2 separate regions of the Homo sapiens genome follow, and region 1 is linked to region 2. The links are chromatin loops, found by intact Hi-C in ENCODE. Cell type or tissue: GM12878. All regions are shown on one strand.

Region 1 (8,000 bases), 170 kb before region 2:
CATGCATGCGTACATTACCTCCTTATCAACATCACCCGCAAGAGTGGCACATTTATTATAACTGATGAACCTACACGGATCCATCATTATCAGCCATGGTCTGTATTTTACATTAGGGTTCATTGTTGTGGTTGTACATCTGTGGGTGTGGACAAATGTATAGTGACATGTATCCACCATTACAGTGTCATATGGGGTAGTTTCACTGCCCTAAGAATCTCCTGTACTCTGCCTGTTTATCTCTCCCTCCCTCATCCCTGGCAACCATGGATGGATCTTTTACTGTCTGCGTAGCTTTGCCTTTTCCAGAATGTCATATAGTTGGAATCATACTGTATGTAGCCTTTTCAGATTTGCTTCTTTCACTTAGCAATATGCATTTAAGGTTCCTTTCATGTGTTTTCACATGGATAGTTCATCTCTTTTTAGAGCTAAACAATATTCTGTTGTCTGGATGTACCACAGTTTACTCACCCACTGAAGGGCATCTTGGTTTCTTCCAAGTTTTGGCAATTTTGAACCCAGCTGCTATAAACATCTGTGTGCAAGTTTGTGTTTGCATATAAATTTTCAACTCCTTGGAGTAAATACCAAAGAGTGTAGTTGCTGGGTAGTTTCATAAGAGTATTGTTTAGTTTTTTAAGAAACTGCCAAACTGTCTTCCAAAGTGGCTGTACCATTTTGTATTCCCATGAGCAATGGATGAGAGTTCTGTCACTGTTGCTTTATTTTGCATTCCCCTGATGACAGGTGATGTGGAACATTTTTTCATATGCTTATTTGCCATTCATATATCTTTGATGAGATGTCTGCTATGGTCTTTGGCCCATTTTTAATTGGGTTGTTCATTTTCTTATTGTTGAGATTTAAGAGTTCTTTGTATATTTTGGAGTCCTTTATCAGATATGTCTTTTGCAAATGTGTTCTCCCAGTCTGTAGCTTGTCTTTTCATCTCTTGGCAGTGTCTTCTGCAGAGCAAAAATGTTTAATACTTACCAATTTTTTCTCTCATGGGTCATGCCTTTGGTTTGCTATCTAAAAAGCTATTACCAAATCCACGGTCATCTAGACTTTCTCCTGTGTTATCTTCTAGAACTCTTACAGTTTTGCCTTTTACATTTAATTTTGTAATCCACTTAGAGTTAATTTTTGGGAGAGGTATAAGGTGTTCGTCTAGATTCTTTTTTTTGCATGTGGATTTCTAGTTCCAGCACTATTTGTTGAAAAAAATTATCTTCTCCCCATTGTATTACTTTTTTCACTTTTTTCTCTTTTGCTAAAGATCAGTTGACTATATTTGTGTGACTCTTTTCCTGGGCTGTGTTCTGTTCCTTTGGTCTATTTGTCTGTTCTTGCAACAATATCACATACATTTCAGGGGATTTGATATAGTTGGATTAACATCTACTGTATTTGTTAATGTTTTCTATTTGTTGGTCTTGTTCTTTGTTTCTATTTTTGTATTCCACATTTTTTCTTTTGTGGTTTTGAGTATGTTAAATATGATTCCATTTTCTCTCTTTTCTTAGCATATTAATCATACTTCACTTGTTGTTTTTTTAGTGTTTTCCCTAGAGTTTGTAATATAGGTCTACCAGTAATTGAAGTCCATTTTCAAAGAACACTATATTCCTTCCTGAGTAGGACAAGTATTTTATGATAATAAAATAATCTTTTTTTTTTTTTTTTCGAGATCGAGTCTCACTCTGTCATCCAGGCTGGAGTTCAGTGGCCTGATCTCGGCTCACTGCAACCTCCACCTCCCAGGTTCAAGCAATTTGCCTACCTCAGCCTCCCAAGTAGCAGGGATTACAGGCGCTCACCATTACACTTGGCTAATTTTTTTAATCTTTAGTAGAGACAGGGTTTTACCATGTTGGCCAGGCTGGTCTTGAACTCCTGACCTCAAGTGATCCACCTGGCTCGGCCTCCCAAAGTGCTGGGATTATAGGCTTGACCCACTGTGCCCGGCCTCCTTATAATAACAAAATAATCCTGATTCTTCCCTCCTGTCCTTGTATCATTGCCATCACTCATTTTACTTATACATAGGCATGCATAATCAATATATTGTTGCTATCTTATTATTTTGGCCAAATTGCTATCTGTTGGATGAATTAAGAATAAGAAAAATAAACATTTTTATTTTACTCCTTCTCTGATGTTCTTCCTTTCTTTTCTTAGATCTGAGTTTCTGACCTGTATCATTTTCCTTTTCTCTGAAGAACTTCTTTTAACATTTCTTTCAAGGAAGATCTACTGGCAACAAATTCCCCCAGATTCCAGTTGTCTGAAAAAGTATTTCTCCCTTAGTGTTGAAGGACATTTTCATAGGGTGCAGATTCTAGGTGGTGATTTTTTCTTTCAGGGCTTAAATATTTCACCCTGCCGTCTCCTTGCTTGCATGCTTTCTGGGTAGAAGTTGAAATCATTCTTTCCTTTTCTATAGGTAAGGCTTTTTTCCCTCTGTCTTCTTTCTGGATTTTGTTAAATATTTGATTTTCTGTGGTTTGAAACTTACATGCTTATCTATAGTTTTTCTGACATTTATCCTACTTGGTGTTCTGGGAGCCTCCTGACTGTGGTTTGGGGCCTGACATTAACATGGGGAAATCCTGAGTGATTATTCGTTCAAATACTACTTTTGTTCTTTTCTCTCTTTCTTTTCCTCTTGGTATTCCTGTTACACATACATTACACCCTTTATAGTTATCCCACAGCTCCTGAATATTCCATTCTGGTTTATTTCAGTCTTTTTTCATTTTGCTTTTCAGTTTTAGAGGTTTCTGTTGAGAATCCTTAAACTCAGAGATTCCTTCATCAGCCATATCCAGTCTCAAGGCCATTCTTCATTTCCAAAGTTAGAGTGTTTTAGAGCTCCAGCATTTCGATTTTGTTCTTTCTTAGGATTTCGATCTCTGTTTACATTGTCTATCTGTTCTTGTGTGCTGTGTACTTTATCCACTGGAGCCCTTTGCATCTGGTCGGGTTATCCCAACATCCCTGCCGTGTCAGAGCCTGGTTTGGATCCTTGTGCTATCTCTTTAAACTTTGCTTTTTGCCTTTTAGTGTGCCTTGTAACTTCTTGTCACTGAACGTGATATCCTGGGTAAAAGGAACTGCTCTCACTAGACCTTTAATAATGTGATGGTATGGTGTATGGGGAGGGGAAGCATTCTGTAGTCTTATGATTAGGTCTCAGTGTTTTTTTTTTTTTTTTTTGAGACGGAGTCTTGCTCTGTCACAGGCTGGAGTGCAGTGGCACGATCTTGGCTCACTGCAACTTCTGCCTCCCAGGTTCAAGCAATTCTCCTGCCTCAGCCTTCCAAGTAGCTAGGATTACAGGCACCCGCCACCATGCTCCACTAATTTTTGTATTTTTACTAGATACGGGGTTTTACCATGTTGGGCAGGCTAGTCTTGAACTCCTAACCTCAAATGATCCACCTGCCTTGGCCTCCCAAAGTGCTGGGATTACAGGTGTGAGCCACCGCGCCCAGTCTAGGTCTCAGTCTTTTAGTGAGGCTGTACCCCTGGACTGTGAACTTCACAAATACTTCTCAGTTTTTTCTTCCCCCTTGGGACAGGTTGGCTAGAGTGTGCTGCAGTTGGCTATTTCCCTTTTCTTACATGGAAGGCCGGTGCTGGCTGGAGTTGGGTATTTCTCTTCCACTTGGTTAGTTAGGCTCTGATAAAACCAAGCAAGTTAGGTTCTGGTTAAATCGTTTCTCCTGGGAGCAGACCTTGTTATCAACAGAATGCTCTGACACATGTCAAATGGTTCCTGTTTCCCTCCCCTTACCGGAAGCACAAGGGATTTCCCCCTGTATACTTACTGTGAGAATCTGGCAGAGCTCCAGTAGGTAAAACTCACAAAAGTGTAGGGCCCCTAATGACTGGGTCTGTCTGGAATTTTTATGTGTCAGACTTGTCCACACTGAGCCTCCAGCACTTTGTCAATTACAGTTCAGTTTCCCTGTGTTAGCGCTGGTCTCTGTGGAGGTTTCTGCTCCTGTTAAGTTGTGATTCTCTGTGCCTGCCTGTTTTTCCCTCCAATTATGGGGACAGCAGGTTTGCCCTGTGACCTCACTTCTCTGATGGATCTAAGAACAGTTGTTGATTTTTCAATTTGTTCAGCTTTTTACTTGTTAAGACACAGTGATGACGTCCAAGCAACTTTCTTGCTGCATTGGAAACTAGAAGGCTCGTAGGGGTTAATTTTAAGTTTTAAAATCTGATAGTATAAGTCTCACAGCTTTTTTCTTTAAGACCTAGTAATTTTTGTCTTTGTGAATTCTCCTTTTAGTGTCATGCTTAGACCCTTAGGATATAAAAATACTTATGTATATTTTCTGGTTCTTTCCTAGCCCAGTTGTTTAAATCTCAACTCTTTAATCCAGTTGGGATATAACTTAGCATTCATTTTTATGTCGTTCCCAAGTACCATTTATTGATGAACCATCTTTAAAGTACAGATTTGATAAGCTATCATTACTACGTATTGAAACTTGATATATGTGCTGTTCCATTCCCAGAAGATACTCTGTGTGTTGATTTCTACTTTTTTTTTTTTGTTAACAGAGTGTCATATCTTTCTATAGAAGTAATTATAGGCCGTGCGTGGTGGCTCATGCCTCTAATCCCAGCACTTTGGGAGGCTGAGGTGGGTGGATCACCTGAGGTCAGGAGTTTGAGACCAGCCTGGCAAACACAGTGAAACCCCATCTCTACTACAAATACAAAAATCAGTTGGGTGTGGTGGTGGGTACCTGTAATCCCAGCTACTCGGGAGGCTGAGGCAGGAGAATCACCTGAACCCGGGAGGCGGAGGTTGCAGTGAGCCGAGATTGTGTCACTGCACTTCAGCTTGGGAAACAGAGACTCCATCTCAAAAAACAAACAGATGGCTGGGTGCGGTGGCTCACATCTGGAATCCCAGCACTTTGGGAGACTGAGGTGGGTGGATCACGAGTTCAGGAGGTCGAGACCATCCTGGCTAACATGGTGAAACCCCGTCTCTACTAAAAATACAAAAAATTAGCTGAGCATGGTGGTGGGTCCCAGCTACTCGGGAGGCTGAGGCAGGAGAATGATGTGAACCTGGGAGGTAGAGCTTGCAGTGAGTGGGGATCATGCCCCTGCACTCCAGCCTGGGCGACAGAGCGAGACTCTTAACTCAAAAAAAAAAAAATGCAAAATACAAAAATGAAGTAAATATAACACTCCAACACTCTTCTTACTGTCTGAATAATATTTTTTAATATGGATTTAACAAATAACCTCACAAGTCTTGTCTTTGGCAGCCTTCCCTAACTCCTTCCCTCCCCTCCCACAGTCTGCATTTGGCACTTCTGGGTGAAGGGTACTTGTGCTTTCTTTTACCACCCAGGAGAGCAGGGGTTGGTGTGACTGCTTATTTAATTGTCCTTGCTCTGAATTGAAAAGTCCCCTAGGGAAGGCAAGATGTGTGTTATGCCTTTTTGTTCACTGTGGTATTCAAAGCCCTTAACACGGTGACTGACACATGATTGCCACATAAGTATTTGGTCAATGAGCAAATTGCATTTATCTGATCTCCTCTTGGTGTATATTCTGTTATTTCCCAACAACCTGCTTGGTTTAGTAATTGAAAGCTTGGGTCTCTGAAACAAGGCTACCAAGGTTTGGATACTGGCTCTGCCACCTATTGTGTGTGTAATTTTGGGCAAGGGACTCACTTTTCTCACCTGTGAAATGGGGTAAATAACAGTGCCTACCTTATAGGGTCTAGACAAAAACACCTAGAAACATTACAGTAGGTAATTTTGTTTGAATTTTACAAAATGATGCCCTCTATTGTCATTTTTGTGTATATGATTAAATATTTTATACATATGAAAAGATACAGTGAATAAGATAGTAAGTACCACTATAACTATAGTCTAGCTTAAGAAATAAATATTACAAATTCATTTGCAGTCTCTGTGGACCTCATTTCTATCCTATCATACTTCTTTTCCTTCTCTTTCTTTCAGAGGGAATCAGTATCCTGTAATTGGTGTTTATCGTTCCATATTGTCTTCAGTATTTCATGTTTGGTGTTTATCATTCCATATTGTATTAATGAGGGTTCTCTAGAGGGACAGAACTAATAGGATAGATGTACATATGAAGGGGAGTTTATTGGAGAATTGACTCGCACTATCACAAGGTGAAGTCCCACAATAGGTCATCTGCAAGCTGAGGTGCCAGGAAGCCGTTCCAAGTCCCAAAACCTCAGAAGTAGGGAAGCTGACAGTGCAGCCTTCAGTCTGTGGCCAAAAGGCCTGAGAGCCCCTGGCAAACCACTGGTGTAAGTCCAAGAGTCCAAAAGCTGAAGAACTTGGAGTTTGATGTTCGAGGGCAGGAAGCATCCAGCACGGGAGAAAGATGAAGGCCAGAAGACTCAGCCAGTCTAGTTTTTCCACGTTCTTCTGCCTGCTTTTATTCCGGCTGCACTGGCAGCTGATTAGATGGTGCCCACCCAGATTGAGGGGTGGATCTGCCTTTCCCAGTCCACTGACTCAAATGTTAATCTCCTTTGGCAACACCCTCACAGACACACCCAGGAGCAATACTTTGTATCCTTTAATACAATCAAGTTGACACTCAGTGTTAACCATCACACAGGGTCTTGCTCTGTTGCCCAGGGTGGAGTGCCACAAGTATGATCATGGCTCACCACAGCCTTGAACTCCTGGACTCAAGCAGTCCTCCCACTTCAGCCTCCCAAGTAGCTAGAGACAATAGGTGTCCGCCACTGTGCCCGGCTAATTTTTGCATTTTGTAGAGATATGGTCTCACTGTGTTGCTCAGGTTGGTCTCGAACTCCTGGCGTCAAGTGATCCTCTCGCTTTGGCCTCCCAAAGTGCTGGGATTACAGACGTGATCTACTGCTCCTGGCCTATCATTCCATATTTATACTTCACTCTTATGTATAACTCCATAAGTAACAGAGCATAGTGTTTTCCATATTTTAAAACTTTATATAATATTGTAACCCTATATGTATCCTTAAGCAACTTGATTTAATTTTTGACCATTTTTTTAAAATAAAAAATTACATTTTTACCATTTTAAAGTGTACAGTTCAGTGGTATCATGTACATTCATATTATATGCAACTATTACCACCATCCATCTCCAGAGCTGTTTAATCTCCCCATTCTTTCCCCCAAACTATGAAACTTCATACCCATTAAATAGTAGCCTCCCTCATTTCTTCCTCCCTGCAACCTGTTTTTCTTTTGTTTGATATTATGCTCGTGACATATTCATATTGTTATATTTAGCTTTTGAGACTTTGTAACTGCTAGGTAGCCTTCTATCCTGTAAATATTCCCCGATGTAGGAGAAATTCATCCTCCTACAGATGGGCATTTGGATTGTTTCACAGTTTCTAACTCTGCAGTGAACATTATTGAGAGTGTCTCTTTGTGCACATGTGCAATAATTTCTTTCGGAACTAACCTGTGGTTGGAAGTTGCTGGATCATAGGATATGTACATCTTAAACTTGAACTTGATTAGATTTTTGTCACCGTACCCTGTCCTACGTGATTATACTTAGGAGACTACTGCATTAAATTTCTATTTTCTATCCTCACGAATACTTGGTCTTGTTAGTTGTTGATTCTATTTTATTTATTTTTTGAGACAGGATCTTGCTCTATTGGCAGACTGGATGCAGTGGTGCCATCATGGCTCACTGCAGTCTCAACCTCCTGGGCTCAAGTGATCTTCCCACCTCAGTCCCCCCACGAAGCTCGGACTACAGCCGTGCACCACCATGCCTGGCTAATTTTTTTGATTCTTTAACTTGTACAGATGGAGTCTCACTATGTTGCCCAGCTTGTCTTAAACTCCTGGCCTCAAGTGATCCTCCTACCTTGGCTTTCAAAAGTGCTGGGATTGTCCGGGCACGGTGGCTTACACCTGTAATCCCCAGCACTTTGGGAGGCCAAGGCAGGCGGATCATGAAAT
Region 2 (8,000 bases):
CATCTCAAAAAAAAAAAAAAAAAAAGACAACTGGTTCTGGAATCAGACTTCCTGGATCCTATTTTATTAGCTTTATAATCTCAAAAAAAGGAAATTTCCTGTTCCTTAATTTCCTCATCTGTAAAATGAAGATAATAAGTTCTATCTCATAAAGTTACTCAGCTGATTAATAATTTTTTAGGTTTATTTTATTTTGTTATTTTCTTTTTTTTTCTTGTTTTTTTTTTGAGATGGAGTTTTGCTCTTGTCACCCAGGCTGGAATGGAGTGGCATGATCTGATCTTGGCTCACTGCAACCTCCACCTCCGAGGTTCAAGCAATTCTCCTCCCTCAGCCTCCCGAGGAGCTGAGATTACAGCCATGCACCATCACATCTGGCTAATTTTTGTATTTTTAGTAGAGACAGGGTTTTACCATGTTGGTTAGGCTGGTCTTGAACTCCTGACCTCAAATGATCAGCCCTGCTCTGCCTCCCAAAGTGCTGGGATTATAGATGTGAGCCACTACTCCACGCCTATTTTATTTTATTTTATTGAGACGGAGTCTTGCTCTGTCCCAGGCTGGTGTGCAGTGGCACGATCTCGGCTCACTGCAACCTCTGCCTCCCGGGTTCAAGCCATTCTCATGCCTCAGCCTCCCAAGTAGCTGGGATTACAGGCTTCTGCCACCAGGTCCGGCTAATTTTTATATTTTTAGTAGAGACAGAGTTTCACCATTTTGGACAGGCTGGTCTCAAACTGCTGACCTCAGGTATCCACCCGCCTTGGTCTCCCAAAGTGCTGGGATTACAGGTGTGAGCCACCACACCCAGCCTACTTTATTTTTTTAATAGAGACGAGGTCTCACCAATTGGCCAGGTTGGTCTTGAACTCTGGCCTCAAGCAATCCCCCCACCTCAGCCTCTCAAAGGGCTAGGATTACAGGCGTCAGACACCACGCCCAGCTATTCTGCAAATTAAATGAGATATTTCTGTGCAATTCTTAGCATAACACCTGCCTGGCACACCATAAGAACACAAGAAAAGCTGTCGTTATTATTATTACTACCTAGCTAAGTACTAGGCACATAATAGGTGCTAACTTTAACTTAAAAATAATAGTTTATTACTACATCAACACTTGATAGTCTTATTTCAATAACAAATGTTTCTTGACTACAACAACACACACTGATCATTTCTTGTGGCTTAAAACTCTCCCAAACTTACCAATATTGGTGGCACCAGCATCCAGACTGTTTTCTACTAACTCCTTCACCGCAGTGCTTAGACTCAGTACCACCGGCCCAGAGCAAATCTGATGGACTGACTTCCGATCGATAGGTTTGATGGCCTTAGCAGGTTCTGTACTAAAGAAATGTTACAAGAAACAAAGCAAGTATTCAGCTATATATTTTCATCCTGATTTTAACTGTGGGAAATGACTCAACACTGTAAATAGTTTATGGGTCTAATCTATTCATTTATTATATTAACAAATACATTTATTATATCCAGAAATAGAAACACTGTTTTACAATCCTTAAACATGTACCCAAGATACTTCTGGATAGATACTTCAAATTCAACAGATCCTTACTATCTAATTATACTAGGATCCACATGGAGAAAACATACATTCTATCTCTCAAATTACCAAAATCTTTGGCAACAATGGTGTCTTTCTTGAAAACTGAAAGCATGGCCTGGTGGGGTGGCTCATGCCTGTAATCCCAGCACTTTGGGAGGCAGAGGCAGGCGGATCACTTGAGGTCAGGAGTTGGAGACCATCCCGGCCAACATGGTGAAACCCTGTCTCTACTAAAAATACAAAAAATTAGGCAGGCATCACGGTGGGCGCCTATAAACCCAGCTACTCGGGAGGCTGAGGCAGGAGAATCACTTAAACCCAGAAGGCAGAGGTTGCAGTGAGCTGAGATTGCAGCATTGCACTCCAGCCTGGGTAAGGAGCAAAAATAAAAAAAAAAAGTGAAAGCAACATAATTTCCCACATAATTAGAAAAACCAACAGTATGCTGGAAAATACACAATGTTTAAGTTAAAATCATCTCAGAAATTGGGTACCAGTTACATAACTATTCCTTATACACAGTTGCCTTTGATACCCTACTCCAAACTGAAGCTGCCAGCTGCTGTCTTAGCAAAGACCCTCAAAGTTCTTGCTGTACTAACTTTAAGAGTTTTATAACAGTTTTATCTGCCCTTATTCCCTGCTCCAAGCCATCCTCCACTCTATCACCAGAGATATTTTTGAAATCACAGATCTGGTCAAATAATTTTTCTTCTTAAAAATTTACTAGTGCCCCACTTCCTACTACATGAAATTTAAGATCTAGTCATCACTGGGCCCAAAACTACCTTCTTTTCAGAATCTCTCTAATCCTTTCCCTTCATCAAGTCCCCTACATCATCACCATTATTATTATTTATTATTATTATTATTTGAGAGTGCTCACCCTGTCGCCCAGGCTAGAGTGCAATGGTATGATCTTAGCTCACTGCAGCCTCCGCCTCCCAGGTTCAAGCGATTCTCCTGTCTGAGCCTCCCAAGTAGCTGGGATTACAGGCACCCACCATCACACCCGGCTAATTTTTGTGTTTTTAGTAGAGATGGGGTTTCACCATGTTGGGCAGGCTTGTCTTGAACTCCTGACCTCAGGTGATCTGCCCTCCTTGGCCTCCCAAAGCGCTAGGATTACAGGTGTGAGCCACTGCAACCGGCCGTCCCCTATATTGTAGCGCAGTGAACAATTGTTTCCTGAACATCACAAGCTCTTTTAAACACTACAGTGTATAAGCAGGTCTCTCTCTAAACCACTCTCCTCTTCCTCCTCTGCCCAACCAATGTCTGCTCATCCAAAGAATGTATCCCGTGTGTTCATTAACTTAGCAATTTCCAGTAAACCGTTTAATTGATAACTTGTTAAGAGAAGGCAGGAAACCTCCATGAAAGAGAAATCATTGGGTATTTCCTACAGCATTTACCACATTGTAGGCCTTCAATAAACCCTTGTGAAATAAACAAACCTCTTTACTCTTCATTCCACCTTGCTAAGAATCTCACCTAAGTCTGTCTACCATGTGAAACTGCAGATGACCTCACAGAAAATTGAAAGAAGTATCTCTAAAAATAAATTTATTAGGCAACACACTATAGGCTACAGTCCACTTCTGATTTTTTTTTTTTTTTTTGAGGCGGAGTCTTGCTGTGTCACCCAGGCCGGACTGCAGTGGCTCGATCTCAGCTCACTGCAACCTCCGCCTCCTGGGTTCCAGCGATTCTCCTGCCTCAGCCTCCCAAGTAGCTGGGATTACAGGCGCCCGCCAACCATGCCCAGTTAATTTTTGTATTTTTAGTAGAAACTGGATTTCACCATGTTGGCCAGGCTAGGCATGAGCTCCTGACCTCATGATCCACCCGCCTTGGCCTCCCAGAGTGCTGGGATTATAGGTGTGAGCCACCGCGCCCGGCCCACTTCAGATATTTATTTTCAGGAGGGAGCGCATTTAGATACAGACCGAAAATGTATTTAAATGTGAATACATTTAAATGTAGTTACTTAAATCTATCTAATATATTTAAATGCAGAGAGCGAATTTGTGTTTACATATCTGACATGGAATGCAACTGTGCTAGCCAAGATTCGGTGTAGCTTACCAGCCAGAAATCACATATCCTAACAGGTAGAAATGCATTGCATTTTGTAAAACTGCGCAGCTATGCAAATTAGGATGTGTCTGGACGCTCTACCTTCCCCAAAATAACCTCAATTTTTTAAAAAGGCCAGGCAGCGTGCATCAGGCCTGTAATTCCAGCACCTTGGGGGGCCAAGGCGGGCGGATTGCTTGAGCTCAGGAGTTCGAGATCAGCCTCAGCAACATAGCGAAATCCCCGTCTCTACAAAAATAAAAAATTAAAAATTAAATAATATAAAAATAAAAATAAAAGGGGAGAGAGAACAGGTAGAAAGGAAATGCATTCAGTCTATGGGGATTTCACGCTAGGGCTTCAAGTTCACGGCCCTGTGATGGGATGTGGGCAGGGCCTGTCTGGGACAGGCCGAACCCAGCTCCTTACAGGGCCGAATCCTTTGCCCGCAGCCAAAGACCCCGAAGGAGCCTGCCTCGGCCTTAAGGCGCAACCAAGGAGCACTGGATGGCTGGGGCGCTGAGGACGCCGCTCCGGGGCCTCCACGCCTCGCCACGCCCCTCGGCCATGTTCCCCCCATTTCCAGGGAGGTTGGAACGCCGTGGTTCTCAAGGAGGACGCGCGAGAAGGGAGACCGCGAGCCCAGCTCACCTCTAGCTCTCAGCTCGCTCCATGGACTCAATACCCGATCCGCCTCGGGGCCTGGGAAAGTTCCCTCCACGACTCCCACAGGCGCCCCGCCTCCTGGGCTCCCATTGGCTGCTTTTGACGTTGTGCTCCACCCTTTCTGGGCGGGGCGGAAAAAATACTTCCCGTCTCTCCTTTTCGCCTATTAGCTCCGTCAAAGGTCGAGTCCGTGACGTCAAAGAGCATGGGCCAATCAGAGCACACCGGACTGCTTTTTTTTTTTTTCCCGAACGACCGCAGCAGGGTCACAAGGGAGATGTCCGCCCCCAGTCGTAGCCTCGGACGGTTTCTGAGCGTTGGTGTTTGGCACGCGCCACCCTCTCTTGCTTTGGTTCCGCCATGCCGATGTACCAGGTAAAACCTTATCACGGGCGCGGCGCGCCTCTCCGTGTGGAGCTTCCCACCTGCATGTACCGGCTCTCTAACGTGCAAGGCAGGAGCGGCGGCCCAGCGCCCGGCGTTGGCCACCTACAGGTAGGAGCGCGGGCCCCTCCTTCCCCCCCACCCCGCGCCAAGTGCGCACGCGCGGCGGCCGGCTGCTGGCCCGAGTCCCCCCGGGCCGGAACGAGTGTGTCCCACCCGGTTTGCGGTCCCACCCGGTTCGCGGTCCCACCCCGGCATTTGTGCCGGCCGGCCAGGGACTCACCCAAACCTTTATGTTTTAAAAGATTTATTCAGGCCGGGCGCCGTGGCTCACGCCTGTAATCCCAGCACTTTGGGAGGCCCAAGCAGGCAGGTCACCTGAGGTCAGGAGTTCGAGACCAACCTGACCAACACGTTGAAGCCTCGTCTCTACTAAAAATACAAAAATCAGCCGGGCGTGTGGCGGGCGCCTGTAATCCCAGCCACTCGGGAGGCTGAGGCAGGAGAATCGTTTGAACCCTGGAGGCGGAGTTTGCAGTGAGCTGAGATCGAGCCATTGCACTCGAGCCTGGGCGACAGAGCTAGACTCCGACTCAAAAAAAAAAAAAAAAAATAGAGACAAGGGTCTCACTATGTTGCTCACGCTGGTCTCAGACTCTCAGGGCTCAAGCAATCCTCTCGCCTCGGTCTCCCAAAGCGCTGAGATACCAGGCGTGAACCACCGCGCCCGACTAGGAAAAAAAAAATATATATATATATATATATATATATATATATATATGTACACGTGTATGTATATATACATATATATACACACGTATATGTATAGATATATACGTATGTGTATATATTTCTTTTATACGTATATATATAACATTTTTGTTTTTTTGAGACATTTTGAGAATAATTTTTTTTTTATATGGCTGCTTAAACATGTTAGTTCAGAGATTCTGCCCTGTGAAAAGTGAATAGCACATAAATGCTCATTTTGAGGAATTACAAAGCGAACTCCAGGGTCACCACCTCCCAGGTTGACACACATTGTCACCGCTCCATTCTTTCCACTTAAACCTTCCCCCCAACCCCCTCAAGGTCCTGATTTTTATGGTAATTATGTTCTATTTGTGTCTATTATTTTGTCACCTAAGTATCCCTAAACAATATAGTCTGGGTTTTTATTTGTTTTTTTTTTTGTTGTTTTTTTCAGACGGAGTTTCACTGTGTCACCCAGGCTGGAGTGCAGTGGTGTGAGCTCGGCTCACTGCAACCTCTGCCTCCCGGGTTCAAGCAGTTCTCCCATCTCAGCCTCCTGAGTAGCTTGGATTACAGGTGCACGCCACCACACCCAACTAATTTTTGTATTTTTAGCAGAGACGGGGTTTCACCATTTTGGCCAGGATGGTCTTGATCTCTTGACCTCATGATCCACCCGCCTCAGCCTTCCAAAGTGCTGGGATTACAGGTGCGAGCCACCATGCCTGGCCTTTTATTTCTTTTTTTGAGCCCATTCTCTCCCTGTTTTATTTTTAAAATTTTATTAAACATAGTCATTTTATAATCTATGATAGATGATTATCTAAAGTGTTTGTGAAATAATTTTGTCAGTGCCTTGTTTCTTTATATGTTTTACTAGGTTTATTGTGAGCCACTCATTTTCCCTGGAGTTCTTTGGGGCCTAGGTCAAAGGTGGGTTTTTTTTTTTTTGAGACCGAGTCTCGCTCTGTCACCCAGGCTGGAGTGCAGTGGTGTGATCTCTGCTCACTGCAAGCTCCGCCTCCCGGGTTCAGGCCATTCTCCTGCCTCAGCCTCCCGAATAGCTGGGACTACAGGCACCTGCAACCATGCTGGCTAAATTTTTGTATTTTTAGTAGAGATGGGGTTTCACCATGTTAGCCAGGATGGTCTCGATCTCCTGACCTCATGATCCGCCTGCCTCGGCCTCCCAAAGTGCTGGGATTACAGGTGTGAGCCACCGCGCCTGGCCCCAAAGGTGGGTTTTCAAGAGAGGAACGTGCTGTTGCTTTGACAGTTGCCTGGGGACACTCCAGAATCACTTTTCTTTTCTTTTTTTTTTTTTTTTGAGACAGGTTCTCATTCTTTCTAGGCTGGAGTGCAGTGGTGCTATCACGGCTCCCTGCTGATTTGACCTCCCTCAGTGGCAAGGTGGTGACCCTCCCACCTCAGCTTCTCGCATAGCTGGGACTATAGGCATGTGCCACCATGCCTGACTAATTATTCTGTTTTTGGTAGACCAGCCTGGGCAACATGAGTTTCACTTTACTTGGGTTACTGCTCCCAGCCTGAATCACTTTTAATTATCTGAATGATTATTCTGGGCTGGGTGTGGTGGCTCATGCCTATAATCCAAGCACTTTGGGAGGCTAAGGTGGGCCTCACTTGAGGTCAGGAGTTCGAGACCAGCCTGGCCAATATGGTGAAACCCTGTGTCTACTAAAAATACAAAAATTAGCCATTAGCCAGGCGTGGTGGCACATACCTGTAATCCCAGCTACTCGGGAGGCTGAAGCAGGAGAATGCTTGAACCTGGGAGGTGGAGGTTGTAGTGAGCTGAGATCTCGCCATTGCGCTCTAGCTTGGGCTACAGAGTGAGACTGTCTCAAAAAAAAAAAAAAACAAAAGGAAAAGATAAAAAAGATTATTCTGATCATGTATGTGGTATGAATCTTGACTGCAAATCCAGATCTGAGCGCTCACTATGGTTATGAATTCTCAAGGAGGAGTTATTTTTTTTCCCCTCCACTGCACCCTCAGGTCATAACAAGCTAGTTTTCTTGCTGTCGCCATCTGCCCTATAGGTTTAGTGTTCAATCTCACTTCCTTGAGGATGTGACTCTTTGCAGGACCCAGCTTTATTTAGGTGCCTCCTCTTGGACTACTCGTCTTGGAAGAAGCTTAGACTCTACCTCCTGTGCTCTGCACTCCATGCAGCCATCTGGATACAAAGTCAGGGTCCCCAGGGATTAATGAAACCTTTAGGGCAAAAGTCAGTTTGCTTACCTCCCAGGGTTGCTACTACACCTCATTTTTGGACTATATGAAATTTTACCTTTCATTCTAGTTCACCAGTACATTGTGAAAGATGTTTTAAATGTTTTACAGAAGTTTAGATGGTTCAACTGGGAAGATCATATAGGATTTCTGTTCTGTTATATTGCCAGAAGTAGAAGTCATCTGTATTTTTTTTTTACTAGTCTTTGGTAGATGAGTGGCTGGATAGCTACAAGCAAGACCAGGATGCAGGATTTCTGGAGCTTGTTAACTTTTTCATCTGATCTTGTGGA

Evidence for each region. A loop is a pair of places that touch in the nucleus more often than their neighbours do. Peaks named below come from ENCODE experiments on the same cell type or tissue, not always from the same donor. Only the 100,000 strongest peaks of a DNase experiment are listed, where the experiment ranks them.
Region 1: a loop joins it to region 2, with 10 times the contacts of the local background. A loop is called at or near these places in 4 of 110 quality-filtered maps.

Annotation. Positions count from the first base shown.
Region 1 is chr7:67,125,487-67,133,486 of GRCh38, forward strand. All of the region lies in intron 13 of TYW1 (tRNA-yW synthesizing protein 1 homolog), which reads left to right. LOC124901664 (a long non-coding RNA gene) reads right to left here. Exons shown (of 2, transcript XR_007060370.1): 1 at 1-8,000. Among named protein-coding and RNA genes, the nearest start is that of MIR4650-1, 15 kb to the left of the region's middle. In GM12878, no CTCF peak of the experiment used is centred here; a DNase peak (open chromatin) is centred at 3,835; H3K27ac peaks cover 2,318 bases.
Region 2 is chr7:67,298,077-67,306,076 of GRCh38, forward strand. It overlaps the pseudogene PMS2P4 and the pseudogene STAG3L4. Among named protein-coding and RNA genes, the nearest start is that of SPDYE21, 25 kb to the left of the region's middle. RefSeq lists an enhancer at 4,545-4,594 and a silencer at 4,775-4,954. In GM12878, a CTCF peak has its summit at 4,772; DNase peaks (open chromatin) are centred at 4,525 and 6,875; H3K4me3 peaks cover 4,127 bases; H3K27ac peaks cover 3,091 bases.